Linked DNA regions of Homo sapiens: region 2 is linked to region 1. The links are chromatin loops, found by intact Hi-C in ENCODE. Cell type or tissue: endothelial cell of umbilical vein. All regions are shown on one strand. Each heading gives the region's core, and the rest is flanking DNA. Links, peaks and the distances in the headings are about the cores only.

Region 1 (14,687 bases), core at 7,728-10,227:
GGCTCACGCCTATAATCCCAACACTTCGGGAGGCTGAGGCAGGCGGATTACTTGAGGCCAGGAGTTCAAGACCAGCCTGGCCAATGCAGCAAAACCCCTTCTCTACTAAAAATACAAAAATATTAGCCAGGCGTGGTGGTACACATCTGTAGTCCCAGCTACTCAGGAGCCTGAGGTAGGAGAATCATTTGAGCCTGGGAGGTTGAGGTTGCAGTAAGCTGTGATTGCAGCACTGCCCTCCAGTCTGGGCAACAGAGCAGGACCTTACCTCAGAATGTTTCATTTAGGGATTACTTATGATTAAAATACTTGATTGTAATTGCACTGGCCAAGAAACCAATACTTTGGTCTTTAAGATGGATGGCTGTGGATTTTATAAATTTACTTGCTGTCAGAACATTTGAAAATATGAAGCATTTTTTCTCAAACACATTTGCCACTTTTAGAATGGATTTCCTCAAAAGTGAATGCCTGAGAAAGAAATCAAATTCATATTGTTACATTCGGTTTGTCTGTACTGTGTGGAATCTGTCACTTCAAAAGATCAGAGGGTTTGGGGGAACAAAACGATCTGCTTGAGGTTTTGGAAGCTGGCAATGAGAGCAGCTTGCCGGATGCAGTGGTGGCCTCCTCATCCAGCGAGAACAGCAGTGGCTGTCCTGCCTCTTACCAAGCATAATTACTTTTTCTTCAATTTCTTCCGTCCCGTGCATGCGTACAGGCCTGCTGTTTTTGACCAGCGTTTCCTATACAGATCCTGATCAGTTTGTTTATAAAACACGGCCTCCCCGGGAGCAGCCTGACACATTCCCTGATGTGATGATGAATAGCTACCTAGGTTTGTGACCTCTGCGACGACAAATAAATTGTCTTGGTTGTGGTCATTAAATTTTTTTTTTTGATCCATACAGAGCATAAATCTTTTTATGCCCTATTTTGTTTCCATTGAAGCACACACAAAAAGCATGCCATGGCTGGGGCTCTGTGGCCAGATGGTTGTAAGAGCTGGACTCCATATTGCCCTCTAATCTGGTGGCTCATGTTTTTCAATTCACTTCACAATTTGAGAACTGCAACGGTAGTGGTGAAGCTTTTCATAAGTAAAACCCAATAAAGGGGGTGAGCTTATATTATTCTGCATCTGCCTCACCTTTCTATAGAAACATTTACTTAATTTGAATGGTTTTGATATGGGCACTTCTATTTGCTTTTCACCAGATCTGTTATTTGTAATCTGACATCCTACCTGATGCTTTATAATGGGTGTGTCCTAATGTTTTCTGCCCTCTGAACAAGTATATAACTGATACCAATGACAACTTCCTCACCTCTGTTGTTTATACTAGGTTCTCAAATACCATGTATCATCAGTCATTGTTTTGTCTGCATGTTTGTGTCTGAGAACTAAGTTGGTCCAAAACAATGAAATGCTATCTATGGTGTATTAATGATGTTAGCATTTGTTTTTGTCTGATTACCAAAGAGTTGATGCCTCTTACCAAGCTTAATTACTTTTTCTTCAATTTTATTTTATTCCTGTAAAAATACTGGTCATTAAATTACAGCAGAACCCTGTAACATGCACTCAATTATGCTTCCAGTCAGGTTATATATTCTCTGTGTATATGATGTAACATAACCAAATTATTCCTGGACAATTCAGTATCTAGCTTGATCTCCTTTTACCATAGTTCCAATATTAAAATAGGGTGGAAATTGATTCTTAAGATGTATGAATACTTCAAAATTCAAGTTATACATAGGTGCTTTTAGTTAAAAGTCTTAATATCCATAGAAAGCAGTAAATTAGCTAGCCCCAGGACTTTGTCCTTGTGTCACATCTGAACTCTGTCACTCATATTACGAATGTGATAGCTGGTGGGAGGGTCAAGAGGAGAGAGGGGTGGGAAGCCAGAGGAAGAGGTAATGATGGAGTTACCAATGTCATAGGCCTAAAATATATGGATTGATGTGAGGGGCTCTATATATTTTGTTTTTCTAGGTTTTTCTTTGGACTCAGGGAAAGGTATTGTTTCTAAAGATGAGATCACTTTTGTATCTGGTGCTCCCAGAGCCAATCACAGTGGAGCCGTGGTTTTGCTGAAGAGAGACATGAAGTCTGCACATCTCCTCCCTGAGCACATATTCGATGGAGAAGGTCTGGCCTCTTCATTTGGCTATGATGTGGCGGTGGTGGACCTCAACAAGGATGGGTGAGAAAGCCTCAGGTTATATTATGCTGCAAATCATTTCTGCTTTGACTAGCTTCTATACGACTGGAGAAGAGCCGTCCTTTCAGGTTCATTGACGTAAAGAATATTTTTATTGCCGCATTTTTACCAGCCTATCTTTATCATTTCTATGATGGCAGCAGACAGACATTCATATCCCTCCCCAGCGTATAGGATTATATTTTTGATTTTCAGTTTTTACTTATATGTTGGGATCATGAGTCTATGAGAATTAAAATTTGAAAAAAATTGACTCAGAAAACACTTGCATGATTCTGTTCTGTGGTTTCATATGGGGCTGATGGAGCATCAGCTCCCGTTGAAAACAGGAATTGGTGATAAAGTAAAAAACAGATATGTGGCTGTTGGTGCCAGTTGGGGGGGTTAGAACAGTGAGGTCTTAATGGGAGTCCTGCTGTACTATGGTTCTAACTCGAGAAATTGGCTTTGAGTTCTTACCCTTAGTATTTTTCTTGGGGCGTTTATTATAGGCTACCTTGGTTTTTAAAAAATGTTATAATTGAGTCATAAATTCTGGAGTTGAGGGCCTTTCTATTATATGTCTTTGTATCCTTAGTACCTAGACTGGTGTTGCTGGTATGTTAGCTGTTGGTTCACGGCTCTTTCCCCTCATTATGTTTTTAGGTGGCAAGATATAGTTATTGGAGCCCCACAGTATTTTGATAGAGATGGAGAAGTTGGAGGTGCAGTGTATGTCTACATGAACCAGCAAGGCAGATGGAATAATGTGAAGCCAATTCGTCTTAATGGAACCAAAGATTCTATGTTTGGCATTGCAGTAAAAAATATTGGAGATATTAATCAAGATGGCTACCCAGGTAGATAATAGATTATGAAATGGCTATGATTTATAGATTATTTGATTGTTTAAATAATAGCGCTGCTGGGCACAGTGGCTCACGCCTGTAATCCCAGCACTTTGGGAGGCTGAGGTGGGCGGATCACCTGAGGTCGGGAGTTCGAGACCAGCCTGACCAACATGGAGAAACTAAAAATACAAATTAACTGGGTGTGGTGGCACATGCCTGTAATACCAGCTACTCCCAGCTTTGGAAAGCTGAGGCAGGAGAATTGCTTGAACCCGGGAGGCAGTGGTTGCGGTGAGCCAAGATTGCGCCATTGCACTCCAGCCTGGGCAACAGGAGCGAAACTCCATCTCAAAAAAAACAAAAAAAAACCCCGAAAAAGCCAAACAAATAAATAATAGTGCTTGTGTCATCTTACTTTAAAACATTTTACTAGAGTGTTTCTAAAGCGTTTGTTAAAATGTTAAAATGTGATGTTGTCAACAGATATTGCAGTTGGAGCTCCGTATGATGACTTGGGAAAGGTTTTTATCTATCATGGATCTGCAAATGGAATAAATACCAAACCAACACAGGTAACCAAATAACCGGGATTTCTACAGCTAGAGTCTCAACTTTTTGCCCTATAATAAAATATTTAGGTTTAAGTGACTTTTCACACAAATCTTATTTTATTTACAAGTCCACAATAGTATAAATTTTTTAAAAATGTATTACTAGAAGATACCTTCAAAATAAATATATAAATGTAATGACTTGCTTGTTCTAATTGTAAAATTTCTTAGATAAGTTAGGAATCAAGGTAATCCAAAGCAAATGAATGTTATTCTACCCTGACGGCATTAAGATAAGAGGAAATACGATATATTCTCTTTAGTAGCATACTAAATAGAGATGAAATTGGTCAAACAAAATAAATGACTGTAACTACATGGAGAATGTAGACACCAAAAATTAAAAATGTCTTTTGAGAAAAATAAGACTTGTAGGGAAGGTAGGGAGATTTGGTTTGAAATGGCCTGATTGACTTAATACAATAAACAAGCTCATCAGAAATGGGCTCTTTTCTGCTTTGAGATACTATGTAAATCGGATGACTTTTATGAAATGAAATGTATGAAGTGTTAGATCATATAGAAATTTATGACTTGTATATAATATAATTTACTTATAAGTGAACTCTCAAATTTCAGTTCAAAAGAAACTTGTGTGTCTTTTTCAAAGCATTGTTAAGAAGCTCATGGTGATAACCTAATGTCCATTCGGATGCCCTGTGTATTTCAGGTTCTCAAGGGTATATCACCTTATTTTGGATATTCAATTGCTGGAAACATGGACCTTGATCGAAATTCCTACCCTGATGTTGCTGTTGGTTCCCTCTCAGATTCAGTAACTATTTTCAGGTCTGTTATCTATGATTTTAGTGTTAAGCATGTTCTATAATCAGGTTATACTAAAATGTTGACCTTTTGGACTGAAATTTGTCATACCTATACTTCAAAGGTTTATATGAATTGTGAAGCTATTTCTTTTTCTTTTGAAGTTAGTAAACAATGTAATAACAACCTATTTTCTAAAATCTTTTAAAGTATCTGAGGAAAACATAGATCCAAGTTAGAATTTTTACTTCATATATTTTTAAAACCTTAATTTTGATGATGAAAAAAACAAAACACATATAAAATGTGACAGTACAAAGAACATACAGAAGGAAACCCCCTATAATTCACCATGCATTATTAAACTCCAAGATCTTGATTTCTATTTTATTTTCTGTGATTGGACCATGTATATTTAACAAAATTAAGACCATAATTGTGCATAATTTTGTAACCTGCTTTTGTCTCTTTAGGATACATAGTAGACTTTTCCTATGTCACTGAGTACTTTTCCAAAATGAAGTTAACAACTGTCTGTGAGGCATCTTCTGACAGGTTCAGAGCTTATTTAACCAACTGCCTTGCTCTCACTGGATGGTTACGTTGCTTCGCAATTTTTTTTTTTGCTCCCATGATATAAAAAGCTGTGGAAAACATTCTTACTTTTGTTTATATCCTTGATTATTTCCTTATTATAAATTCCTGGATGTGAAATTGATATATGTGCTTCAAGACTTTTGATTCGGTTTCGCCAAGATGACCTCCCAAAATGGTGCGACATTTCCCATCCGTGGTGTTTGAGTCTCCCTTTAACCAGCGCTTTCATCACTGCTGGAAATCACCATTAAAAATTGGAGGCTTTTTTTGGTTTGTTTTTTAATTTTCAAAAAGTAGCAGATTTATTTTTTTTAAAGTTAATAATATAGAATTATAGAAAATCCAGTACATTATTCCCATCTTCCACAAAACTTGTGTGCATTTCTCTACTTTTAGGGTATCATCAAAAGGCTACACTGTAACTTCTGCTGTCTAATCTGGTTTTTATTTAATCTTGGGCTATCTCTCCTTGTCAATACAATAGATGACTTAACTTTAGTCAGTTAAATGTTTGCCCCTGTCTATGTGTAACTGATATTTTAATATCCTTACTTTCCTGTCCTCATAAGTAGGTTGACTGTCAACCCTGTACACTTGTTCCCTCTTTACTTGCAGATAGTGTGAAAGTAGAATTCAACAACCCTTTGATAAGAAGAGGAGTAACTTCCCCTTATTTTACAAATGAGGAAACTGAGGCCCAGGACTTGGCTTGAGCTTTTAAGGCTGGAGCCTGAGAGGACAGAATGTAGCACCTAAATCTTCCTGACTTGAATCCTGTGCATTTTTTCTACTAAATTGTACTAGCACTTCAGGGTAGTTAGTAAATAAACACCAATTTTAAACATGAGGCAGCCAAACTAATAAGACTTATTTTCTATGTTAAAAGACACAGTTTTCATAATTCATGTATATTTTGCCCTCAAAATTGTGTGTTGTATGTTTAAAAAACAAAATATGTTCTAGGCAGAAATGTCTGTTAAAATTCTACAGTATGTAAAATACTATATCTGTGGCAACTGTGCCTTTTAAATATGCTCTCAAAACTTAAGAATGTATCTAGTTAGTATCTTAGAACCTAGCAGCTGTCTAAATGTAAAATAAAAATAGAATGGTAAACAATAAAGGAAAATGGAAAAACAGGGAATGTGGGCAGTATTTGACCCTTTATTGGACCCTACCTTCACTGTGAATGGACTTGTGCTCTAGCCTACCAACAGATTGATTCCAGAAGTTCGAGCTAGCTGTTTGGGATTTGGAATGCATTTTCTTGTAGAAACACTGTTCTCCAGAATGGCTGGGTTTACCACAAGCCCATCAGAGTCAGCCTAACTGAATCCACGTGGTAATGAAACCCCAGGCCCCATTCTGAGTTCTGGTGGGGAGCAATGGAGGTGGGCCTCCTCACCCACTCATACCCCTCAACCCACCGCATACCTGCATTTCTTGTGCCTGTGGCAGCAGTTGGGCCACAGACCCGTGGAGACCCCTGTGGCTGCTGGGAGCAGGGCAGCCAAAACATACGAAAAGATGTTTTCAGATGGTGAACCAGAGTAGGGCGTGGAATTGGATTCCAGCTTCTCAAGTGTTTGCGGGGTTGCAGTAGGCAGCGCAGAGATGGGAAGAAGTTTAAAAGTTTAAGTTTTTGCTTGCAGAGATATCGTGGGGGTAGAAAAGTTGTCAATCCTGGCAATAGGAAGGCAAAGACTGAAGGTTGTGGGTGGGAGACTCCGAGGGAGGCTGAAGAGAAGGGCAAGTGTTTGTACAATGGAGACTCCCAAGTTCAGGATTGCCTGTATTAATTCACATACTGTAGACACGCTGATCATGAGCATCTCAGGTATTAGGTGTTTGTTGGTGTAATTCTTCCAGAGGGTATGTTGGCAAGACTACTCGTAATTAAAAATGCACATATTCTTTGACTCCAAAATTCTGCTGCTGGGAATTTATCCCACAGATAAACTCAAGTGTGTGCACAGATGATGTTTGTGAAAGCAGAAAGCTCAACAACGTGAATGTCTACCGATTAGGTACTGGTTAAATAAAGGATGTTACACTGATACAGTGTAACGCCATCAGGTGTGAAAAACAGTGAACTAGATCTATGTGTATATACAGGACAAGACCTCTGAAATGGATGAGAAAAAGCCACATACAGAACAATGGCAATTAAGTTCCCATTTAGTTGAAATTATACATATATTTTAATATTTAATTTTAGATAATTTTAACTGACGTGTCTGGAAGAACATACAAGGCTACTTGGGTGTTCGGGTGGGAATGGAGACAAAATATTTACTTTAACCCCCACATGTTGCACATGTACTCATAAGTGTGTACGTTTTTAAACAAATATTGTATAATGAGGCTCTGCATTGTATACATTTATATCTATTAACAGTTATTTTCTTCAGCAATGGGGGAAAACGTCACGTGTATTTTTTTTCCTGTGTTTTTAAGCTGTGCTGGGCAGCTAAGGATGCTCTCTAGTATGTGAATTAGACTCACATTCAAGGTAACAGAGGCTGAGCTTGTTTTTCACTCCTTTTGTCTTCAGATCCCGGCCTGTGATTAATATTCAGAAAACCATCACAGTAACTCCTAACAGAATTGACCTCCGCCAGAAAACAGCGTGTGGGGCGCCTAGTGGGATATGGTGAGCATCCCTCTGTCTTGGTGGGATCCCCCTCAGTTTCCCACCTCCACTTCATGATGACTCTATTGTCCTGAGGAGCCACAGGGAAGATGACAGGAGTGCTGGGCAAAGGGAAGAGGGTCTGTCAAGTGTTTTTATAACATGTTGATCATCAATGGGCATTGGGGGGATTGGAGAGCTAGGGAACATGTTGGGTTTTTTCCACTGCAATAATGGATCTTTTAAGAAATATGTGTTTGATTTTATTCAGCCTCCAGGTTAAATCCTGTTTTGAATATACTGCTAACCCCGCTGGTTATAATCCTTCAATATGTAAGTACCTAGTACCTTTAAAATATGTCTACTTTCTGTCTGCCAGGTTGAAAGTTCTGCATAAATCACAGAAAAATAAAACTGCAGTGGCCAACATGGGTCTGTCAATTCTGGTGTAAAGAATTAAGTGTATGTTTTGTCTCCCTTTTAATCAGGAGGGCACAGCACCGTGAGGGAGGAAAAAAACTCCACTTGGTCGCCATTTGAGTTTTCCAGAGCAGATGGTTTAGGACAGAATGGCTTGGAAAAGTACTTATTTGCTACCACAACCATTTCCTCCATTTCTGTCTTTGAAAAGCAGTGTGGAAAATTGATTTTGTGGTTGTGAGGTGGTGGGTGGTGGCTGGTGGTTGTGAGGTGGTGGGTGGTGGCTGGTGGTTGTGAAAGGGCAACGGCAGGAGCCAGAGCACAGCACAGAGTCACTGCCAGGCTGCCTTCTCTTCCCCACGCCCCTCCCTCCCGGAACACCCGCCCTGTGTTCCCAAGAGCAGGCCCCTAGGGAATTTGCAAGCCGGCCCTGAGAGGTCAGAGACCTGGTCTCTGCTCCTGGTTTCAGCTTTGATACTGACTGACCCACAGGGCAAGTCCCTTAACATATGAGTTTGCTTTCCTGTCCGTTCAGAACAATGCCTAGTAGTCATTAGTGCATACAGTTGTGCTGGAGATCAACTGAGAAGACATGAAAAGCACTTTGTCATTTATTAGATACTGTTCTGCTTCCTTTTTTTGTAATTCAAAGTAAGATTTTTTTAAATTTTTGTGGATACATAGTAGGTGTATATATTTATGGGGCAACACAGGATTTTTGACAAGAATTTTGACACCGTTAATGATACTCTTAACAATAGTGGCCGTCGTAAGCTCTCCTCTGGCATGTTTTAATAGCAGCCACACTTCTTCAGCTGTGAGTCACCTGACCCCTGGCTCCAGAGTCAAGGCCAGGGGCATAGGAATTCCAAGAAAATCTTTTCTGCAAAGAGGAAGTGAAAAGAATGAGGAAATTCTCAACCCGGGTCCGGCCATGGTCCTGGCAGTTTGGGATTCTAGTGTACTGTATCTGCCACCAAGGGACACTTTGTGAAGAACAAGGTCATTCTGTCCTTTCATATGGTTGTCAGCCTTTACGATACTATGAGGTAATGAGTCCTCTGAAGTGTTCTCCCTGTTATCTAAAGTAGTAGTTTTCTTTATTTAAAAAGATGTCCCTTATAATATTCCAGAATATAACCTAATTCAAATAACCTAAAGTTGTTGCTTGAAACAGGAAAAAATAGCCACATAAGGACTAGGGTTTGCAATGGTGAATCCTCTCACACGTCACAGCTCTGTTCTTAGCTGTACTCTAATTCTTCTTTAACTTTATATGAAGTTTTATATAACACTAATGAATGTATCCACTAAGACAACAGAATGAAGATACTGACCTGTGATAAAGTTCAGTGAATTATGAAAAGGGACAGTTTAAATAAATGTACTGTCTTTAATTTTTTTTAAGTCCCCCTTCACCTGATTCTCAGTGTCATAAGCTCAGTTAGCCTTCATCTTTCCAGATTTCGAGCTGTCTGCAGGTGGTTTCTCCGTCTCCCCTTCTGTGGGGTCGTCTCCTGCTGTGTGGTCTCTCCATGGGACCTGCAGACCTTGCACGAAGCATTCTTAGAGTGGATGGATTATGACTTCGTGCACAGGGGGAGCTGTGGCCTTTTGCTTTGCTTTTTGATGCAGCCGGCATTTTGTCGAGTGTAGAAAGCAATTCTTTGTGTGGCTTTTAATGACAAGAAAATGTATACTGTGACTCTTCAGGATCTATCATCCTTTCAGTATCATTTGTGTTATTTTTACCCAAATGCCATACCTTACACTAGCCCACTTGGATAATGGGCCCTTTGCCAGTGTTTGGAATGAATTAGAGAGACAAGGAGAAAACAGTGATTCTTTGACTAGGCAGCCAGAGAAAAAGGGGAAACATTTTTATTCTGTTCTGATGGCCATTTTTTCAAACCACTCTCAGTTTGACTGTAGATGTGAAATATCATCAGAGCACTCCTTGACTTCCCCCAAATTAATCACCTATATAAAATACAGACTTTCTCCTAGCTGTAGCACAGCATTTGATGCCATGTGTATTACTTTTATGTTATGTAGCTACTCCATTAACCAAGTGTTTATGGATGGCCTTTTATGGGTGGAACTTTCCTTTGAAGACATTCAAAGAACATTTGCTTTCATTGCTTTTACTTCCACAGTAAATTCTAAATGAACTAAGACAGAACTTCTACAAAGCTACATAAGTTAATACATCTAAAATCTTCTCCCAGTAGCCAAGAATGTGAGCTTATTGTTTGACTGGGCTATTTTAGCTCAGCAGTCCTCAGATGTGGTGTTCCATACATATAGATATCTATAATTGAGCCGTAATGAGTGTTCTACTTGGCTTGCCCCTCAAGCAGTTAGCAAAGGTGGCCTGCAAAGATTTTAAGATGATGTGGACTGTCTGGAGGGTTAGGGAAGGTTAGAGTGAATTTGGCAGATAAACGGTTTTCCTGCACCCACACCTCCCATACTTTTGCTGTGAGGGGCACTTTTGCTGTGAGGGGCACTCAGCGTGTGAGCCTTTATCTGGTTCATTGTGAAGCTAGCAGGTCACTTATAAATGGATGATGTCAAGGCTGCAGAGGCCTAAAATGGGGGAGCATTCCATTTGGCAGCTGTGACATTTAAGAATTCTCCAGATGGACACAAAAATTACTATTGAAACTGTCAGTGTTTCTAAATTTTGTTCTGAATAGCTCACATTCAGCATAAGAATGTCACATCGTGTGTGTGCGCATGTGTGTGCAAGTGGGGAACCAGTTACTGCCACTTCTGTTCATCTGTTCCATAAATCATATGTCTATCAGGTGTTGTGCTAGTTGCTGGGGACTGTGGTGGGGAATAAGACTGATGTGATCCTTGTCCTCGGCTTTGCCCCACTGTGGGAGACAATCAGGAAATCACAGCGTAGTGGGCTTAAATGTAGAGACTGGAGAGATGGAATACTCTAGGATCGCGAAGAGAGGCCAGGACAGGCTTCCTGGAGGAGGTGAGGTCCAAGCTGAAATCTGAAGGGGAAGGGAGGGCTTAGCCAAGCAGGCCAACACTGCTGGGAGGTGGAAGGGAAAAGAAGGGAAAGACAGCTGGCTGAGGGAAGGAGTGACTCCTGCGGTGGTTAGGAGGCAAGTGAGACCTGGGCATCTAAGACCCTGTAGAAAGCAATCGCCTTTTGTGTTTGTGATAGAGACTCAGAAGCTGGTGCTGCTTCTGTCCCTCTCAGTATGACCCCAAGCCTCCCCAGAAAAGGTCTCTTCCAACTCTAAAGTGAATATTAGAATGTGAGTTATTCATTTTCTGTGTTTTCTGTAGCAGATTTTTGTCCTGGAGATTGCCTTCTCCAGCCCTCTGCACACTTTGGTTTGCTTTCCCTTTTGATGGTTAGTGACTGCTTAATGAATGTAAGTAATTTAAGTATTGGCCCATGAAAAACAAAGTTAGCAGCCACATCTAATGAACCAACAAAGAATGCGTTCTGAAGTAAAAAAATGAGATTCTGATCATCCACATCCTAGCTTCCCTCCAGGTTCCATTAGTGTAGGTTATCAAGAACAGGCTGTGCCTTCTAGCCCAGTGCAAGGTAGGCAGTTTGGTTGTGGGAGCTATATTATGCTGACCGACAGGCCCTCCATCCACTCAAAAATATATAATTTACCTTGTAATTCTTTTTTATCTTTATTATTATTTTTTTGAGAAAGTTTTGCTCTTGTTGCCCAGGCTGGAGTGCAATGGCATGAATTCAGCTCACTGTAACCTCTGCCTCCTGGGTTCAAGCGATTCTCCTGCCTCAGCCTCCCGAGTAGCTGGGATTACAGGCATGCGCCACCAAGCCCAGCTAATTTTTGTATTTTTAGTAGAGACAGGATTTCACCATGTTGGTCAGGCTGGTCTCAAACTCCTGATTTCGGGTGATCCACCCACCTTGGCCTCCCAGAGTGCTGGGATGCCAGGCAGAATTCACTGTGCCCATCCTCTTTTTTATTTGTTAAGGTAAAGGTCTCATCCTACTGTCGAAAGACTTCTCCATCTCTAAAATATATTATTCCTCTGTTTAGACAACTATCCTTTATCAGTGCTTCTTAAAACTTTAATACGTATAAGAATCATCTGGTGATGCTGTTATTAATAAAGCAGATTCTGCTTCCGTAGGTGTGACTGGGCCTGAGGTTCTGCATCCTCACAGGCCCTCAGGAGATGCTGCTGTTCTAGAGATCTTTCCCAGATAGCAAAGGCACGAGGCCACTTGAATAAGCATTGACTGGTTTAAAGGGAGAAAATCAGTTTAGGTGCTCGGGGGAGTGTTGGGTTCCTCTGCTTATCGTTAGTATTCTGTGGGTTCATGAACTTCAGCCAGAAACTGATTCTTAATAACTGCTGCTGCTGAAAGGTTTTAACTTATTCTTGAGCTCCCCCAGGTGGCACAATGAAAATTTAACTTTGAAACATTGTTAACAGCAAAAGGAAGGAAAAGACAGCTTGATTTGAACCATCACAATTGTGCAAATGCATATTACCAGGAAATATGAAGAGAAACAATGGCAATGTTTTCTACAAGGAATTAAAATCTTAAAAGGAGTTCAACATGCTTGTGGCTGGATTGTGCATGAATGCACTTACGTTAATATGATTTTAATTTTATCTAGCAATTGTGGGCACACTTGAAGCTGAAAAAGAAAGAAGAAAATCTGGGCTATCCTCAAGAGTTCAGTTTCGAAACCAAGGTTCTGAGCCCAAATATACTCAAGAACTAACTCTGAAGAGGCAGAAACAGAAAGTGTGCATGGAGGAAACCCTGTGGCTACAGGTGAGGGCTGCAGATGGTCACATCTGTTTTATGAAGAGGACAGAAAAAGGTTATATGGTGATATACAGATTTCTGAAATTTATTCTGGCAACCTCTTAATCAATACAAAATCATTGTTTTGGAATTCCCCAATAGCATGTACACCCCACTTAACTCTGACTGCATGCTTTTCATGCAGGATAATATCAGAGATAAACTGCGTCCCATTCCCATAACTGCCTCAGTGGAGATCCAAGAGCCAAGCTCTCGTAGGCGAGTGAATTCACTTCCAGAAGTTCTTCCAATTCTGAATTCAGATGAACCCAAGACAGCTCATATTGATGTAAGTCTCTCTGACTTTCATTTTGCCAAAGTTTTTTTGCCATTTATGATGCTAAATCAAATGTCTTTGAAGGGAATAGAACTAGTGATTTGCTTTAAAGGCCATTCTTTTGTGTTAATATGTTTTTAATGTACGCAAAGTTAGAGAAGACTTGTTTCCCAAATTAGCAATAAACATAAAAACATGAAATACAATTTGGGGCCAGAGCGTATTTTCCTTCTTCATTTTTGGCCATTATAACCTATCGAGACTATAAATGGTAGAGCTTATATTCTAACACTGTTTCTCCTTTAGCTGTACATAGAAAGAAAAATACATTGTGTTTTACTTACCATTGAGAATACTGAAATGTAGAAAGCAGTGTGTTGCTAGTCAGAACATTAAAATCAAGGAATATCAAAATTCAGCAAAGCAAAAAAGTATTATTAGCATACAGTAGTCATTTAGTGCCTAATATAGCCTAAGTCATCTTTGGAAGAAAAATGTGTATTAGATGGCCTGTGGGATACCTCATATGAGGTGGGGTCTGTTTGCTAGGGGTTTAGGATGGTTAAGGTGCAAGGTTAGCCCGGGCAGCTATGACAGCTTGATTTGGCATTATGTTCTTGCTTTCAAAATCTAATTGATGATGAACGGGTGTGGTGGCTCATGCCTGTAATCCCAGAACTTCGGGAGGCCGAGGCGGGCAGGTCACTTGAGGTTAGGAGTTTGAGACCAGCCTGGCCAACATGGTGAAACCCCGTCTCTAGTGAAAATACAAAAGTTAGCGGGTATGATGGAGCATGCCTATAATCACAGCTACTCAGGAGGCTGAGGCAGGAGAATGCCTTAAACCCGGCAGGTGGAGTTGCAGTGAGCCGAGATGGCACCACTGCACTCCAGCCTGGGCAAAAAGAGTAAGACTCTATCTCCAAAAAAAAAAAAAAAAAAAAACAACTAATTGATGATGAGTGTCTGTCCACTATGGGGCTGCTGGTACTGGTGCCTTACTGAGGCAGCTTTGCAGAAGTGAGTCCTCACTGTCTCAGGAGCTGATGCTTACATCTGCATATTGTCAATCATTTTTGTCACCAAATATAGTTCCTTATATTTCTGTATACTTTTATGTACTTTTATTATTATCATGTTAATATTACTTGTGTACATTCCCAGCTCCATAGCTAGAGATGATTTTCTATTTATCGGTGTGATTATCAAGAACCCATTGGCATGGTGCTAGTATGCTGTTTGCTTACCTGACCTTAAGCTCTCTGTTTCGTCATCTCTACAATGGAGATCATAATAATAGTATCTTTTTAGAGGCCTGTTGTGAGGATTAAATGAGTTAAGATATGTAAATCGAGTATTATAATCGTTGGTATCATCATTATTATTGATACTTCTTATAGTAGCCCTATAAAGTTAGAATGGTGGTATCTCCACGTTACCTATGATGAAACTTGGACTCTGAAAGGTTAAGTGACTTGCTAGCTAAG
Region 2 (16,255 bases), core at 7,004-9,503, 230 kb after region 1:
GGGCAGAAGAATTGCTTGAAACCAGGAGGTGGAGGTTGTAGTGAGCCGAGATCGTGCCATTGCACTCCAGCCTGGGCAACAGAGTGAGACTTTGTTTAAAAAAAAAAAAAAAAGACAGAGGGATTTGCCAGGGCCTCTTTCATTGTTAGACCCTGAACTACAATTGTCTCGCTTACCCCATTAATCTACCAAAAGCTCTGTTCAGCTTCTCTGCCTCCTAACTGCCTTTTTTTTTTTTTTTTTAAATTGGCAGATGCTTCCAAGAGCAAAGCAGCCAAAAATGCTGGGCTCATCTCTCTAGGTTTCCTCCTTCTTTTGGATTTTGGCCCTATAATCTTTCACTGATTTGAATGCAAACAGATTTTTAAAAAAATTGTATTCAGCTTTACTAGCTGCTCTCACTAGGATGGATGGTTGGAATTATCTAGATCACCATGATTGAGGGCAAAACCACTGGTACCCTGCCCATATTCTCTTGGCAATACCTTTTCTGTGTACGCTGATTTTATGGTTTATTCCATCTCATTGTAGACTGTAGTGAGACGAAAAGTGTGTCCCCCCAAAATATCAGTTCCTAATTCCTGGAAACTTTAAATGTTACCTTATAAGGAAAAAAAATATTTTTGCATGTGTGATTAAATCAAGGAGCCTGAGATGGGGAAGACTGTGCCAGATTACTTGGGTGTGACCTGAATGCCATCCCAAGCATCCTTATGAGAGAGAAACAGAGGGAGATTTTGCACACACATGCAGAGGAGAAGGCAATATGAAGACAGAGGCGAAGGTGAGAGTGCTGCAGCCACAAGGCAAGGGAAGCCGGCAACCACTGGGAGTTGAGTTGAAAGAGTCAAGCAACAGATTCTCCTCTAAATCCTTTGAAGGAGTACAATACAGTCGACACCTTGATTTCAGCCCAGTGATACTGATTTTGGACCTCTGGCCCCCAGGACTGTGAGATAATATATTTTTGTGGTTTTAAGCCACCGAGTTTCTAGTAATTTGTTACTGCAGCCACAGAAAACATACCTAGATTGTTTCCATCAAAGCCATTTTTATATCATTTTCCTATCTTATTTAATTAAATACCATAAGACACCTGACAGGTTCAAAGCCTTGAGTCCCTGTCCTTCAGAGACTCACAATCTGCTATCATAAGTAATTCTGACCCAACCCGACAATAATAAGCAGGTGCTAAAATTAAAATAAAAAATCAAAGAAAATATGGGAGAGGGAGAAATTAATTTTAGCCGAGGGAAGCCAGGAAGTCATCTTAGATAGGATGGTATTTAAAGATCTTTTACTGACTTCTAACTCCTCACACTTTGTGTTTTTATGTAAGTTTTCATCACTCTTTCTTTTTCCTTTTTTTCTTTTTCTTTCTTTCTTTCTTTTTTTTTTTTTTTTTTTTTTGATAGAGTCTCGCTCTATCGCCCAGCCAGGCTGGCATGCAGTTGTGCGATCTCAGCTCACCGCAACCTCTGCCTCCCAAGTTCAAGTGATTCTCCTGCCTCATCCTCCTGAGTACCTGGGATTACAGGCACGTGCCACCACACCTGGCTAATTTTTTGTATTTTTAGTAGAGACAGGGTTTCACCATGTTAGCTAGGCTGGTCTCGAACTCCTGACCTCAAGTGATCCACCCGCCTCAGCCTCCCAAAGTGCTGGGATTACACGTGTGAGCCACCGTGCCCGGCCTACTTTTTCTCTTGTAATTGCTTTCATTTCATTTAACAAAGGAATACTGTAAAATAGGGTTTAAGAGCATGTTCTCACGGTTCCACTTCCCCTCTATTTATTCTTACTGTGCTTGACATGGCTTTAGAGAAGGGGACACTCCAACGGCTCCTGGCACGACAGCGATGGTGAGACTTCCCACAGCGAAGTGGTGTCTCCTTCCCACAGGGCTCCCAGGGACTCTGTCTTCTAGTGAAAGAAGGGCAGCTGACAGTATGAAAAGGGGCTGTTTTCAGTCGGGGTTTTGTGACAGTTGGGGTCCATGTGTCAGAATGACTGAGTTGGGGTGAAAGGGATTACTTTCTCATTTCTTCTCAGAATACAGGGCAGCTTAAGGGGTACATTGAGAATCACAGGGAATGCCAAGGTTTACAATCTCTGTAAAGGGAAGTAGTATTTTCAGGAGAGCCCACAAGAGGGCAGTATTAAGGAAGGATCAATTTCGACAGGTTCTACAGAGTGTGAGAGCCAGGGTATACTCTTGAGCCCACATCCAAAGCACCACAGTCTTTAAAAATGCCATGCTCAGCATCACAAAAACCCAGATGCTTATGTGCTTTATTTTAGCACGTACCCACCTGATAAGGTATGGGGAAACAACCAAAAGCCATATATGTGTATAAAATTACAACCCTGTGTAGACAGACGCTCTCCCTCATCTGTCTCCCACTTTGGGAGGCTAAGTGAAGAAATGGTCACATAGAACTGTAGCCAGGATTGAACAAGGAAGTTCTAGAAACTTTTCCCCGTACTCTTGAGGTAAAAAGTTATGGAGTCCCAATATCAACCGAATACAAAGAATTGGAAATCACATCAGTTCTACAAGCTCAAAGAAGAACACAAATGCCAGGATCTGCTTCTAACAAACAGAGAAAACAAAGGCCAGCAAAAAAGGTGGAAAACTTTATAGGACTCAGTAATCAGAAAAGAAAGATTAAAATGTGAATATTTAAATAGGCAGTGAGGAAACTGACCATCTCATATACTGTTGTGAGTTAATGGTTGATACACTTTGAGCGGGCAGATTTATCCATATCTATTAAATTTTGTATAAAATGTACAAAAAAATGTACAAAATTTAATGCAAGTCTAACTGTAGGGATGTATCCTTCAAAAATACCCACAAAAGTATCCAAAGTCCAAGGATTTGCCTTGAAAATTTTGCTAAAACATTTAAGGTCCAACAGTCCCTTTCTTCCTATAGATTGATCTTCTTACAGAATGATTCCTATAGGAATTTCTGAGTGTCCAGCCTTTTGCATCATTAATTCTTGACATTTTAAGTCTACGCAAATCTCTGGTGTTTGCCCAACCCTGGGAATCTTTGAGTGAAACTCTCTCTATTCTGCCCTATCTTATTACTGTCACCTAAGTACAGGTCCTGCCACTGTATGTTTCGCTTTACCATAATCCAGGCTTTCTGAAAGATCTATTACTCAGTTTGACTCAGGCTTGTACTCAGTTGTGATGTGGAGTAAAATTGTCATAAGCCTCTAATACTTAGAGTTAATCTTCACTCAATTTAAATGATGGTTGTATCAGACTGTCAGTTTTAATCATGCTTAATAAGAAATATTGAATGAAAAAACTATTTATACAAGTAACTTTGCAAATGTTAAGGATGGGATTAACCATTACCCTCTGTTTGAAAAGGAAGAATAAAGAATATTTACAAAACAGTTGCTCTATAGTTTAAGTTAAATATACTTATTCTGTATTTTGCCTTTGTAAACTTGAGTTTCTAAATCTGTTTACAGAAAAGGGCACAGAACTTACTTGTAGTATTGAGAATTGTGAGGTTTTCAAATAAATGTTTTACTTTGAGAGGAAGAAGGCTGTAGATTCTCATGCAGTTGTAAGAAATAATACAGAGAGACCCCACTCACCCTTTACCCAGTTTCCCCCAGTGGTAAGATCTATAGTATGTCAGTTATCACAATCAGGATATTAAGGTTGACACAGTCAAGATAAAGAACATTTCTGTCATCACAAAGATCTCTCATGTGGCTTGGTAATATCCACACCCTTGTCCCTCCTTACTACTTAACCTTTTGCAACTGTGAATCTGTCCTCCATTTCTACAATTTTGTTATTTCAAGATGTCCTTTCAATGGAATTGATACAAGGCTACAGTGTAAAACCTTTTAGGATTGCCTTTTTTTTTTTCAGTCAGAGGAATTATTGGTGATTCGTTTCTAGTGTGTTTGTAATTGCTTATTGTAACATTTTTATGATGATTACTTTAAAATCTTTGTCAGACAATTCCAACATCTCTGTCATCCTGATCTTGGTGTTGGTGTCTGTCAATTGTCTTTTTTTTTTTTTTCTTTGAGACAGGGTCTAGCTCTGTTGCCCAGGCCGGAGTGCAGTGGCACAATCTCGGCTCACTGCAGCCTTGACCTTGTCAGGCTCAGGTGATCCTCCCACTTCAGTATGCAGAGTAGCTGGGACCATGGGCATGTGCCACCATGCCTGGCTAATTGGTGTTTGTGTTTTTATAGGAACAGGGTCTCACTATGTTGCCCAGGCTGGTCTCAAACTTCTGGGCTCAAGTGATCTGCCCGCCTCAGCCTCCCAAAGTGCTGGGATTACAGATGTGAGCACCCACGCTGGGCTTCAATTGTCTTTTCTCATCCTTTTGGGGTATTCTGTTTGTGCCTCTGGCACTTATTTGAGCTTTCTGTCTTAGCAGTCTTTTGGTACCTCTTTGACAGGGCAGGTGGGGAGGAAAGCCACTCCATTACTGGCCAGTGAGGGTAACATTCCAGGCTTCCCTCTCAGCTTTCATCCACATCATCCAGGGGGAGGGTCTCCTTGTTCCTGCTGGGTGAGGTGGGAGTTCCAGCTCCCCACTCCGCCTCCACTGACACCACCAGCTAGGAGGGAGTTACTGCTTCCTTTGTGGCCTCCATTGACACCATGGGGGTGGGAGGTGGCGTTGTTTCCACTGGGCACGGGCAGAAGTTCTGACTCTCTGGTAGGCCTCCTCTGATACCCCACCAGCAGGGAAGGGTAGGGAGGCTTTGTTTTTCTGGATGTGAGTCCAAGTCTGGGTTCCCTATGTGGTCTCCACTGCTACCACAGGGTGTGGGGACTTCCTTATCACCTGTCAGGGATGAAAGTCCTGATCTGTACTTGGTCTCCTCAGATTCCACCCTGGGAGCGGGAGGAAGGTTGGGGCACTTTGTCATTACAGCCTGGTGTGGTTGGAAGTCTAGGCTCCCCAGCAGACTTGGGCTGGCATGGGCGGGAGTGGGACCACAGTTTGTCTAGGATGTTTGACTAGGCTAGAGTGGAAATCGTCTGAAAGTTTTCTGATTTGCCAGGGTACCCCTTTCCTAGTCCTCTGGCTAGAGAGCAGAGGTTTGTTGGGCATTTATTGTCTGCACGGGACTCCTTGGTGCTTCCAGGCTGCCAGCTTCGACAGCTCCAGGTCTGGGATATACAAGACTAAAGCAAAACCCGGGAACTCACAGCTGTGTCATTCCCTGGGTCCTGAGGTCCCTGACCAGTCTGTCTTCTTCACTCCACCTTTCAGAATCTTATGTTCGTTTTATATATAATGTTCAAGGTTTTGGGTTATACATAGAGGGAGGAATAGGGAAAAGTATGTCTACTCCATCTTCCCAGAAACAAAAGTCTTGAGAATTGTGTGTTAATAGTTATTTTCTGAAAACCATTGACTTATAACTAGGGACCACACATTTGTTGTAGGGATCTTCATTTGTTAGAAAATAGAAATGTTTGCTTAAAGTTCTAAAGTTTCCACAGAAAAATGGAATTTACAAATCCACATTATACTAACTATGACAATTCTCCAACCAGTATATAAGAACTGTGGAGGAGGGAAGCAGAGTGCTTAGGGAGTGGGGAATACATGGAGGATAAAACCATTTAGAAAAATGACCAGCCAGGCGTGGTGGCTCACACCTGTATCTCAGCAGTTTTAGAGGTCGAGGTGAGTAGATTGCTTGAGTCCAGGAGTTCAAGACCAGCCTGGGAAACATGGTGAAACCCTGTCTCTACAAAAAATTAGCTGGGCATAGTGCACCTGTAGTCCCAGCTATTCGGGAGGATGAGGTGGGAGGATCACCTGAGCCTGGGTGGTAGAGGCTGCAATGAGCAATAATTGTGCCACTGCAGTCCAGCCTGGGCGACAGAGTGAAAAAAAAAAAAGAAAAATTGCCAACAGGATTTAGTGATAGATAATTAAATTAAAACTATGGTTGCTAGTAACTCTAAGGAAAACAAAAACTTGGTTTTTGTTGATATTTAAATTGTCATAATACTATAATTGCTTTAACTGTAGGGGGAGGATAGTAGCAAGAGGAGTGTGCAAGCACATGTGTGGCTTGGTTTAAGAGAGTTAAATCATCAACTATTTTAATAGTTTCTCACGAAATAATGACAAAAAAGATAAATTAAGAAATAGCAGTATACATATATCATTGGGAAATATGGAAATAAATCCTGGGAAAAACAGCCAAAATAATTGATACAGGTTGAGTATTCCTTATCTGAAAGGCTTGGGATCAGAAGTGTTTTGGACTTCAGATTTTTTTGATTTCGAAGTATTTGTACATATATATAATATGAAAAACCCTAGGGATGGGACCCAAGTCTAAACACAAAATTTATTTATGTTTCATATTCACCTTATACATATAGGCTGAAGGTAATTTCATTTTTCCCTTGGGAATGCTGAATAAACTAGTGTTGTCCACCTGTGTTTTGACTGGGACCCATCGCATGAGGTCAGGTATGGAACTTTCCGTCTGTGGCATCATGTTGGTGTTCAGCAAGTTTCAGATTTTGGAACATTTTGCACTTTGGATTTTCAGATTAGGTATGCTCAACCTGTAATTGATAGCTGCAGTCAGAGATGGGACAAAAAGACAGCTGATAAAGAGATTTGTTGTTTCTCTCTCTCTCTCTTTTTTTTGTAGCCATTTAGCACTATGTTTTTAAACCTTTGCAGGTATAATGATGTCATAAAATAAAAATTAATTGGAAAATAGTTAAGGGTATTTAAAAAACAGTAGATGGATAAAACAATACATCTACTACCACCACCACCCTAAGCCATCTTTTCTCCTGGAGTCCTAGCCTCTCGTCTTGTGGGACCATCTCTCCTCACAACTTGCTTTCAGCTATTTCAGCTCCTCTCAGTTCCTCAGCCCCTCACTATTTCAAAAACTCAAACATCTTATTTTTCTTATTCAGAGAAATATATATTCTTGTATTTCATCAAAGTCATCCCTGAGTGCTAAGTGAGTCCACCTACCAAATGACCCATCAATATGTTTTGTTGAAAAAAGAAATGAAGTTAGTTCTGTTAGGGAAAAGGAAAGGCAACGCTCATCCCAAATAAGTTTGCTGTCAGTCTTGAAGCTAATTCTTGCTTAATTTCAGCAAACTTTTCATACATTCTTTGTGAGGGTGGATGTGGAAAATACAGGTAGTCCTTGCTCGAATGGTTACATTGTGTATCAATTTCAGTTACCACCATTCAGTTAAATAACAGCAGTCACCCAACGGCACAATTCAAATTTCAGTTACCATGGCATACTAACTGTGAGAAATTGCATAAAGTGCCAACTTTGCTGCTAGCTCTTAGTTCACAAGTCACTATGTAAATAACGGATATGCATCAATGATCAGCAACTGATCACATCACTTCTTCCAGTCTGTTCCTGATGGGTCACGGTGCATCTGTTATTCAATTCAGTGATGGACAGCAATGGTAGTATGGTCTTCTTATCGCTCAGTGATAAACCCACATGACATTTTACAAAAATGAATAACTGAAAAAGACAGTTTGCCAACAAAGACGAAATTGCAGTAAAGAAAAAAAAAGTGATAATACTGCAAATGAAATTTGAAGTGAACATAATGAAGTTATAGAGGAAATCGCTGACCCTGGGAATGTTGACCCTGCTACCACTGGAGAGATTCTGGGTATGCAGCCAGGGGAACTTAGTGCAGGTGAACTCATGACGTAAGTGACGAAAGTGGCTGTGAGGAAATGGATGAAGGTGTGCCAGAGGAAGCGATGCTGGAAAAAACTTTCACGGTAAAGGCACTCTTAGAGATACTTCACCACATCCAAAATGCAAAGGGTAACATGTTGGAAGCTGATCCAAATTCACAAAGGAGTATGACAATCAGCTGAGACATGTGAAAGATGCTTGTTTCCTACCATGAGTTCTGCAACAAGAAGACTGAAAGCATAATTCAAAGTACTCTTAATATATTTTTCACAAAGAAATAAAACACTTTCATTCCAATGTTTCTTATATTTTAAATTACAATGTGCTAAATAACATGCTAGTTTTAGTATTTTTTCATTTCCTTATACATGTATAAGTTTTAATGTTTTGACATTTCCTTATACATATACAAAGTTTTAATGTTTTGACAACAATTATTAAAGGTCAGGAAAGTTATGAAGATTGCTTTGCATGGTTTAGGCATGCACAGTCCTTTTTATGGTCCTGCACTACTGGGCAAAGCAAGGACTGGCTGTAAAGGAAATTAAGAAATTCATGTTTTCCTTCTTTTCTCTATACCAGCCTGCCCTCTGCTGGAGGTGCCAGAGATCAGTGAAATTGTCAGACTGTCAAGCTACAGACAGGTAGTTCTCAACCTTTTATTCTTTTCAGCTCTACCCCTTTGCTGCCACCCTAGAGGAAGCAAAACATTCCCATGCAAAAGCAAGGATGCTCTAATTCTCAGTCGAGTGAGTCATTATATCCACATTGTGGAGAAGGCTCTCATGCCACTAAACAATTACATCACGTAACTAAATTCTCTCAATGTGATTCTGTGCTCTGAGTGTAACCTGATACAAGCCTATTATTGGAAAGCACATTGGAAGTTATTTAGTCCAACTGGTGGCTATGCCAACTTTCACTGCAAAACTAAAATTTTTCCTAGGTTGTAAATGAGAGCTTAGAGAGCATCCTCTTTAAGCCTAGATTGGAATTTTGACTATGCCAAATTTCCCCTGACATTTTCTTCTCTTATTCCATTCCAGCAATTGTCCTCACTGGCTGGACAATTTACTTCTAGAAATGTTTAGCATTAATAGTGACATAAAGATGTCTCTTGTGACCAACAGAAAGAGCCATAGTGTGTCAGTGTGTTTCCAGAACTTTCAGATCTGCTTCCAAACTATTTTAGTTCAGAGATAGTGCATTAATCTCCTCTTCCACTCTGTCCCTACCTTCCACCCTCACAGTTTACATTTCCAAATAAAGTAACAATTCTTTGCCCAGCAGTTTAGTACAAGCAGTTTAGGTCCGCAGGAAATGCTTAATAAATAATGGTTAAATGTGTGAATAAACTAATATATTTCCATTCCTTAATGGAAGCAACCAAAGTTATCACATGGTAATGAGAATAGGAATTTGGATGCAGGCAAATTGTGCATCTATAAATTTATAGAAGGCTGTCAAGACAGCTCTCTATGGCTGGGTACAGTGGCTTACACCTGTAATCCCAGAACTTTGGGAGGCAGAGGCTGGTGAATCCCTTGAGTCCAGGAACTCGAGACCAGTCTGGGCAACATAGTGAAATGCTGTCTCTACATAAAAATTAAAAAATTAGCCAGGCATGGTGGTGCAGGCCTTTCGTCCCAGCTACTCGGGAGGATAAGGTGAGAGGATCACTTGAGCCCGAAAGGTTGAGGCTGCAGTGAGCTGTAATTGTACCATTGCACTCCAGCCAGGGCAACAGAGTGAGAACCTAGCTCAAAAAAAAAAAAAAAAAAAAAAAAAAAAGAGTTCCCTTTGCTCAAAAGGAGAGGAAGAGATTATAGAACATTTAGGAATATGTTCTTATCTGTCTTATATTTTTGTTGTTGTTAAAAGATGTTACATATATATTAGTTACATATATTTACATATATAATGTACATATATTTACGTTTATTTGCATATAGAGTCATATTAAGACTGTTAAGGTTATAGGTTTAAAAGACTAGGTTAGAAACTATTGTCTTAAACCTCTAAGATTCTGAATTGTCTGTTTTGTTAGAACCCATGGGTTTTCAGTTTCCCCTGTAATAAATTGTAACAAATATAAAAAGAACAAGATAAGTGAGTACTTTTATTTCTAACCTGCAATAGTTCACAAGTAATTTAACATATAATGTGGCTTTTACTATTATTGTTGTCATGGGATCCTTAGGTTGTCACTTCACCAGCCAGGAACCTCTGTGGCTGTCGGCACCTTTGCCCGAGTTTTGCTTGGGCCGCTGGGCTCTTTCTGCTCTCTTGGCCTCGCAGGCTTCACTTGGCTTTCGCTACTGGCTCCGATCCCATGGCTGCCAAGGGCAAGCTAGGCACAGGGCGGTGAGGGGTGTGTGAGCGAGCACGGGGTCCAGCCACTGCACACAGCCAGGCATGCTAGCTGCGGTGGGGTGGGCAGTTCCAGGTGCCGGCATGAGTGCTGGCTTCCTGCTAGGCTGTGGTTGGACCAGGTGTACTGCAAGCGGCTTCCACTGTGGACACCCGGGAATGCAGTGGCACCTGAAGCTTGGAGATACCAGGAACCACAGAGCCCCAAAGAGGGTGTCACAGCCGTGGCTTGGGGAACTCCTAGATCTGGGCTTCCCAAAGAGCTGCAGCTCTTCTCTCCTTGTTGCCCACAATGTGGCAAGCAGGGGTGGAGGGTGTGTTTTGGGCCTGTTTGTGTTACAGCTCTTTCAGTCCCAGCATTCAGCAGGTCCCAAGTTCTTGTCCCACATCCAGGAAGAATGAGGTATGCAGATAACTGCAGGGTGAGCAAGGTGAAGAGGTGCTTTATTGAGCAGCAGTTCAGCTCTCAGGAGACCCAAAGTGAGTAGCTCCTTTCTGCAGGCAGGCTGTCCGAATGTCTCTGTAGCCATCAGCAGAGAGGAGACCTGGTGTGGGTAGCTCCTATCTGCAGGCAGGTCTTTCTGATGTCTCTGCAGTCCTCAGTGGAGAGGAGACCTGGAGTACCTGGAGTGGGTAGCTCCTATCCACAGGCAGGTTGTACAGAGTGTACAGCTCTCACTGGAGAGGAGACTCATGGTGGGTAGCTCCGCTCTGCAGGGAGGTCGTCCTGCCATCTGTCCAAGTCCGGGATTTTATGGGCTTCAGAGAGGAGGACCTATGTGCTGATTGGTCCATGAGCAGCCATGTGTGGGCTTGGAAAAAGTACTGTAAGTTTTCACTCCAGTCCGTGGAACTGGCAGCCTGGTCCCCAGGCTTCAGGTGGGGTTTTATGGGGGACTAGCTCCTTTCTGCCCAGGAGCCTGTCTGCCCCCTGCCACTGTTCATGGTGCCCAGGCTGTTCGAGCTGAGGGATGCCTCCAGGCCCGTGCCGAGCTGCCCACAGTGCCCCCTTGGCCACTCTCTCATGCTTGTTGGTGCCCAAAGTCTGGAGGGGGCCGAGGAGGCAGGGGGCTGGCGTGTCAGCACTGTCCTGAGCATGTGCACACCCAGCCCGGTTGTGACAGCACCTGGGCTTGGTCACAACTTTGCTTTGAAATTGGAGCGGGTGCTGGGAGCAGGGAGAGGCCAGGCAACGCGGGCAGGCACTTCTGTGCCTGTGCGGACAGGGGGACTTCCTGGGCCTCCAGAAGCACAGGGATGCCCAGGTCCTGCAGCTGGGTGGCTGCAGCTGTGTCCGGGAGGGCAAGGTTCCCGCCCCTTCAACTGGGAAGGGGGTGTGGATCCCGTCTGTTCCCGGCTCCCCCGGCTCCATGGAGCGCACAGCCCTGGCTGCAGCTAGTGTCTTTTCAGCAGCCTTTCCAGATAGGCCACTGCTGCCATCACTATTACACAAGTTTTTTCCTCACAAGAGCTGCACAGACACCTCTGGCCACAAGGAAAGTTATCATACCCATTTTATATTTGGAGAAAAGACGACAGATGAAGAAATGGAAATAAATGCCTGATTTTACAGTAGATCTGGGAACAAAACACTGGTACCACTAATTTATTTCACTTCATTAGAGTAGTACTTTTTGTTGCTAGCGTACTCCTTAAAATAGTTTTGAAAAACAATGTGCCTTCTCACACATTTTTATGTTAACATCTGAAATTTTTCTCATAAGTTTAAATAGTAACAAAAGATATAAATATTGACACTTTTTAACAAAAACCTATGACATCACTCTTTTCAACATATACAATATAATCTAAATACCAGAACAGTTTTATATGCTCTATCTTAACTTTAAAAATATATGAACAACCTCTCTTCTAAGATTAGGAAAATTTACATTGTTCCTGTTTTCCCTTGACCTTGTATTTCCATTTAACTTTACCCACAAAATTTTTTCTTTATATTTGAAAGTTTTTTTAGAATTAATTATATTACCATACTTTTCTGTATCAAAAATATGCCTATGTTGAAATTAAAATGTATGTTTTCTTTATTGATAAAGCTGAGTGGTAAAATTTTCTTCTAGATTTTGTTATCACAGTTATTAATATACAATTAAATATAACAAATAAATGTATTATTAAATTTGATAATCAATAAAGATAACAAGTAAAATGTTACTAGAACTATATCTCTTAATGAGATGAATGGAGCTTTTTTCCTTTTTAAATTAGGTTATATGTCAATAGATATGTATTACTTATTGCTAGAATGTGACTGGATACTGTGGTAATTGACAGCAAAAAGCAATTATTGGCCATTTTTATATGTATGGCTTATAGAAGTTGTATTAATGACTATTTATAGTAGAATCCATCATCCAATTTTGTTCAGCTACTATGCCTCTAAATAAGTACACTATAGGATAGAATAAACTGATAAAAACCGATAAGAGCAAACAGAAAATGCACCCAAATGAAAAATGAATATAGATTTTCTATATCTAATTATCTTTATGGAATAGTTATTTACAGAATTTCCCTATGAGTCTGAATAAATGTACAAGAAAATATACAACACTAACTCACTTCTAATATATGTTCTGGATACTTGAAAATGTAATGTTGACCAGCAGGAATAACTGGGGGAATTTGTATTCCTTTTTTCTTGAAATCACTTAGCAGAGACACAAACCAGTGTTTTGATCAAGGCAGCTTCCCTGTAGGCACTGACACCCCAGGCCAAGACCCCATAGCAGGATTCCTGATGGGTGAGAGGTTTGCCTTTACTTTAAGAAGTTGGGTCAAGGTGACTGGGAATGAGGAACTGGGAAGAGATGGAGCACTATGCCTTGCCCAAGTTCTCAGACAGCTCAGATTTAAGCCTATGGAAGTTGAGGCTCTGCAAAGTGAGTCCCTTAAAACCATCCAAGATTACATACCCTTTTGAAAGCTCCCACACAAATTCCAGTTTGAAGACCATAGTGGAGACTTCTGAGGCCCACCACTATGTATTTCAAGTTTACTTAAATTTTTTAGAAAGCCCAGCGACACAAAGCCTGCCTAGGAGGTTCATCAGGCTGTTCTGTGAGAGACTGTTCACAGAAGCTTGAGTTGTTATGTGACAACTGCCCGCCTCATGGGAATGCAACCTCACAGAATGGACAGTGAACAGCCGGTGGGACACAGGCAAAGAACACATGATGGGAGATGAGTGCTCTTCCACCTTTGAGTGAAAGTTTATGTCCATAAGGAAAAAAATGAAAATTGTTACATGTGAACTGCCTCCCAAGAAAGTAGTATAATAAGAATCAAAATGTAATGGAAACATTCAAACAAGGTCATACTCATCTTAATGTTAAATTTTGTTTTAAGATACTTTGAAGGGCTAGAGTTCAAATAAGCATTCTTTTTAGTGATCTAGAAATGAAATAAATAAAACTATCATGCTGTTTTCCTAAGGTATTTAGTAAACATACAGGTCACAATCTGGAGTATCATAATTGTGATTAATAATTCTTAGGGAACCAGAGAACATTTCATTAGATTATAATGATTTTTATCCTCCTTTGAAAAATTGCCACAGATTTATAAAGGATTTATATGTTTTTCAGAAACTTCAATCCATTAGCAAAAATGAACAAAGTTGATGTCCTGCCTTTGAGATTTTGAAAATGTTATCAAGATGGATGTGTAGAAGGCATACTCATTAATAATGTGAAGGCAAAACTATGTCAGAAATAGGGTTTTGATTTTTTTAAGTGTTTACTTGGACTACACATTCACCTTCATATTTCTCAACCTACACCATTTCTATATACTTGGCTAAAATACTTGTTACTGAAATATCTGATTAAGTTGGCCTAATTTTCTTTTTTTTCTTTTTTTGAGACAGTCTTGCTCTGTTGCCCAGGCTGGAGTGCAGTGGCGTAATCTTGACTCACTACCTCCTGGGTTCAAGCGATTCTCCTGCCTCACCTCCCGAATAGCTGGGATTACAGGCACGTGCCACCACACCTGGCTCATTTTTGTATTTGTAGTAGAGATGGAGTTTCACCATGTTGGTCAGGTTGGTCTCAAACTCCTGACCTCAGGGGATCCGCCTGCCTCAGCCTCCCAAAGTGCTGAGATTACAGGGGTGAGCCACTGTGCCAGGCCTAAGTTGGCCTAATTTTCTGGCTTAATAAATAATTTATTTTCTTATTGCTAAAATTAATATATATGTATTTGTTCAAATATTCTGTTTTTCAGATTTACTTCTACCTGTGATATTGCTAAATGGAATTTTATTCACATTCAGCAGTTGAATAAATCTAAAATACAGAGGTAAAAATAGACATTGAAAAACTGTGATTCTGAGCCTCAGATCACTAAAATGATATTTTCATGTTGCTAAGAAACAGTTTCTATTTAATTGGAACAAAACTTCATCAATGTTTTCTGTTTCTCTCAGTTCTGTGAAGTAATCCCTTACAGTCCAATAAAATTAAAACCTGAGTGTGGATTGGAGTACTCGTATTTATTTAGAGATGTAGAGATTCCTACCTGGGGTAAACAGCCTCCAAGATGGCACCCAGTGATCTGCACTTCCTGTTATTCACAGCCTGTGGAGTCCCTCCTACATTGTACCAGGGTTGGCCAATGGAATATGGCAGAAATGATGGTATCTCACATCCAAGACTACATTATCAAAGAACTGCTTACGGCTTTTCTCTCATTGCTCACTCTAGGGGAAACCATGTTGTGAGAGACCCATGTATGGCTGAACTAAACCTGTGTGCATGTGAGTGAAGCAGAGCCTCAAGCTCCAGATGGATCTTGAGATGGCTGCAGCCTGGCTTGACTGAAACCTCATGGATGACCTCGAGCCAGAACAACCGGGCTAAACTGCTTCCAGATTCCTGACCCTCAGAAACAGTGAAATAATAAACGCTTGTTGTTTTAAACTGCTAAATGTTGGGGTAATTGGTTGTGTAATAACAGATAAACTAATAAACTACCTTTAGTTACTACGCTTCCTATTAAACCTGTTACTTAAACTATATCCTTGGCTAAAATACTTGTTACTAAAATACCTGATTAAGTTGGACTAATTTTCTTTTTTTGAGACAGAGTCTTGCTCTGTTGCCCAGGCTGGAGTGCAGTGGCGTAATGTCGGCTCACTGCCTCCTGGGTTCAAGCGATTCTCCTGCCTCACCTCCCGAATAAATTGTTCTTTATTCCAAGCCTATTAGTATTTTGAAGTAGAACATTGCTTTGCCATTAAGGAAATATGCCCTAAATTGGTAGTTCTTGATGGTGGTGTTTCCACTCTCCTCCTACCCAAGGACAACCTAGAGCTATGTGAGGGGCTTTTTTTGGTTGTCAAAATGATTAATGGAGCTCACTGGCCTCTAGTAGGTGGGAGCTAAGGGTGTTAGACATCCGGTAATGTGTAAGACACTTCATTTTAAGATAGCAAAGGAAACATTACAAAACATTTGTTTTATAAAAAGGGTGTTATTCCAATAGAGCTGAGAGCTACCAGATTGAAGAGAGGAATGTCCTGCTTTTCCTGGGGAAGGGTAAATGAAATCTGCTGATCTTTTTTTGAGATGATTCATAATGGAAAAGTAGAAGAAACCAGGAATTTGTCACATGGAATGTAATTTGCTGAAAAATTTGAATATAAGAATGTAAAATTTGTAATCATAAAAATTCCATTTGAAATGGTATTTTCTAAAAAGAGAAATCAGCCTTTAGTTTTAGGTAACAGGTTAGTTTGAGACAGGTAAAATTCCACACTCATGGAAGGAAATAATGAAGCTAGTGAAATGAAGAGATGTTCTCACTGCCCTTTAGCATCCTAAACTGGGGAAATCCAAAATTATGAAAGGAAGGCAAAGTAAAAAACTTCCATAAAAAATGAAACCATATTTTGTTACAATTTTCATTTTCATGTAGATATAAAAATATGCATGTTATTGAAATGATCAGAGATTGATTAGATGTGGCTCACAAAAATTGAGATCTGTAAGATATATTTTAGAAAAAGTTAGTTCTTTTAATATAGCATTCAGAGTAATTTGTCTTTGATGTTAAATACACTTTAAATCAAATGTGATGTAGTATATTGTAGGCTTATAGAATTTGTTTTAGCAAACAGAATATGTTGAGTGAGTTTGTAT

Evidence for each region. Peaks named below come from ENCODE experiments on the same cell type or tissue, not always from the same donor. Only the 100,000 strongest peaks of a DNase experiment are listed, where the experiment ranks them.
Region 2: a loop joins it to region 1, with 10 times the contacts of the local background. A loop is called at or near these places in 11 of 110 quality-filtered maps.

What each region holds. Positions count from the first base shown.
Region 1 is chr2:172,472,053-172,486,739 of GRCh38, forward strand. It overlaps ITGA6 (integrin subunit alpha 6), which reads left to right. Exons shown (of 26, transcript NM_000210.4): 6 at 2,003-2,213; 7 at 2,877-3,070; 8 at 3,545-3,633; 9 at 4,343-4,461; 10 at 7,589-7,687; 11 at 7,938-7,999; 12 at 12,730-12,890; 13 at 13,069-13,212. The region is part of intron 3 of PDK1-AS1 (PDK1 and ITGA6 antisense RNA 1); the gene reads right to left. Among named protein-coding and RNA genes, the nearest start is that of ITGA6-AS1, 13 kb to the left of the region's middle. In endothelial cell of umbilical vein, for the core only: no CTCF peak of the experiment used is centred there; DNase peaks (open chromatin) are centred at 8,619 and 8,929; H3K27ac peaks cover 928 bases.
Region 2 is chr2:172,702,379-172,718,633 of GRCh38, forward strand. It overlaps a transcript of PDK1 not described here. Among named protein-coding and RNA genes, the nearest start is that of RAPGEF4, 25 kb to the right of the region's middle. RefSeq lists enhancers at 2,472-2,641, 10,701-11,258. In endothelial cell of umbilical vein, for the core only: a CTCF peak has its summit at 8,306 (motif pointing left); a DNase peak (open chromatin) is centred at 8,323; H3K27me3 peaks cover 435 bases.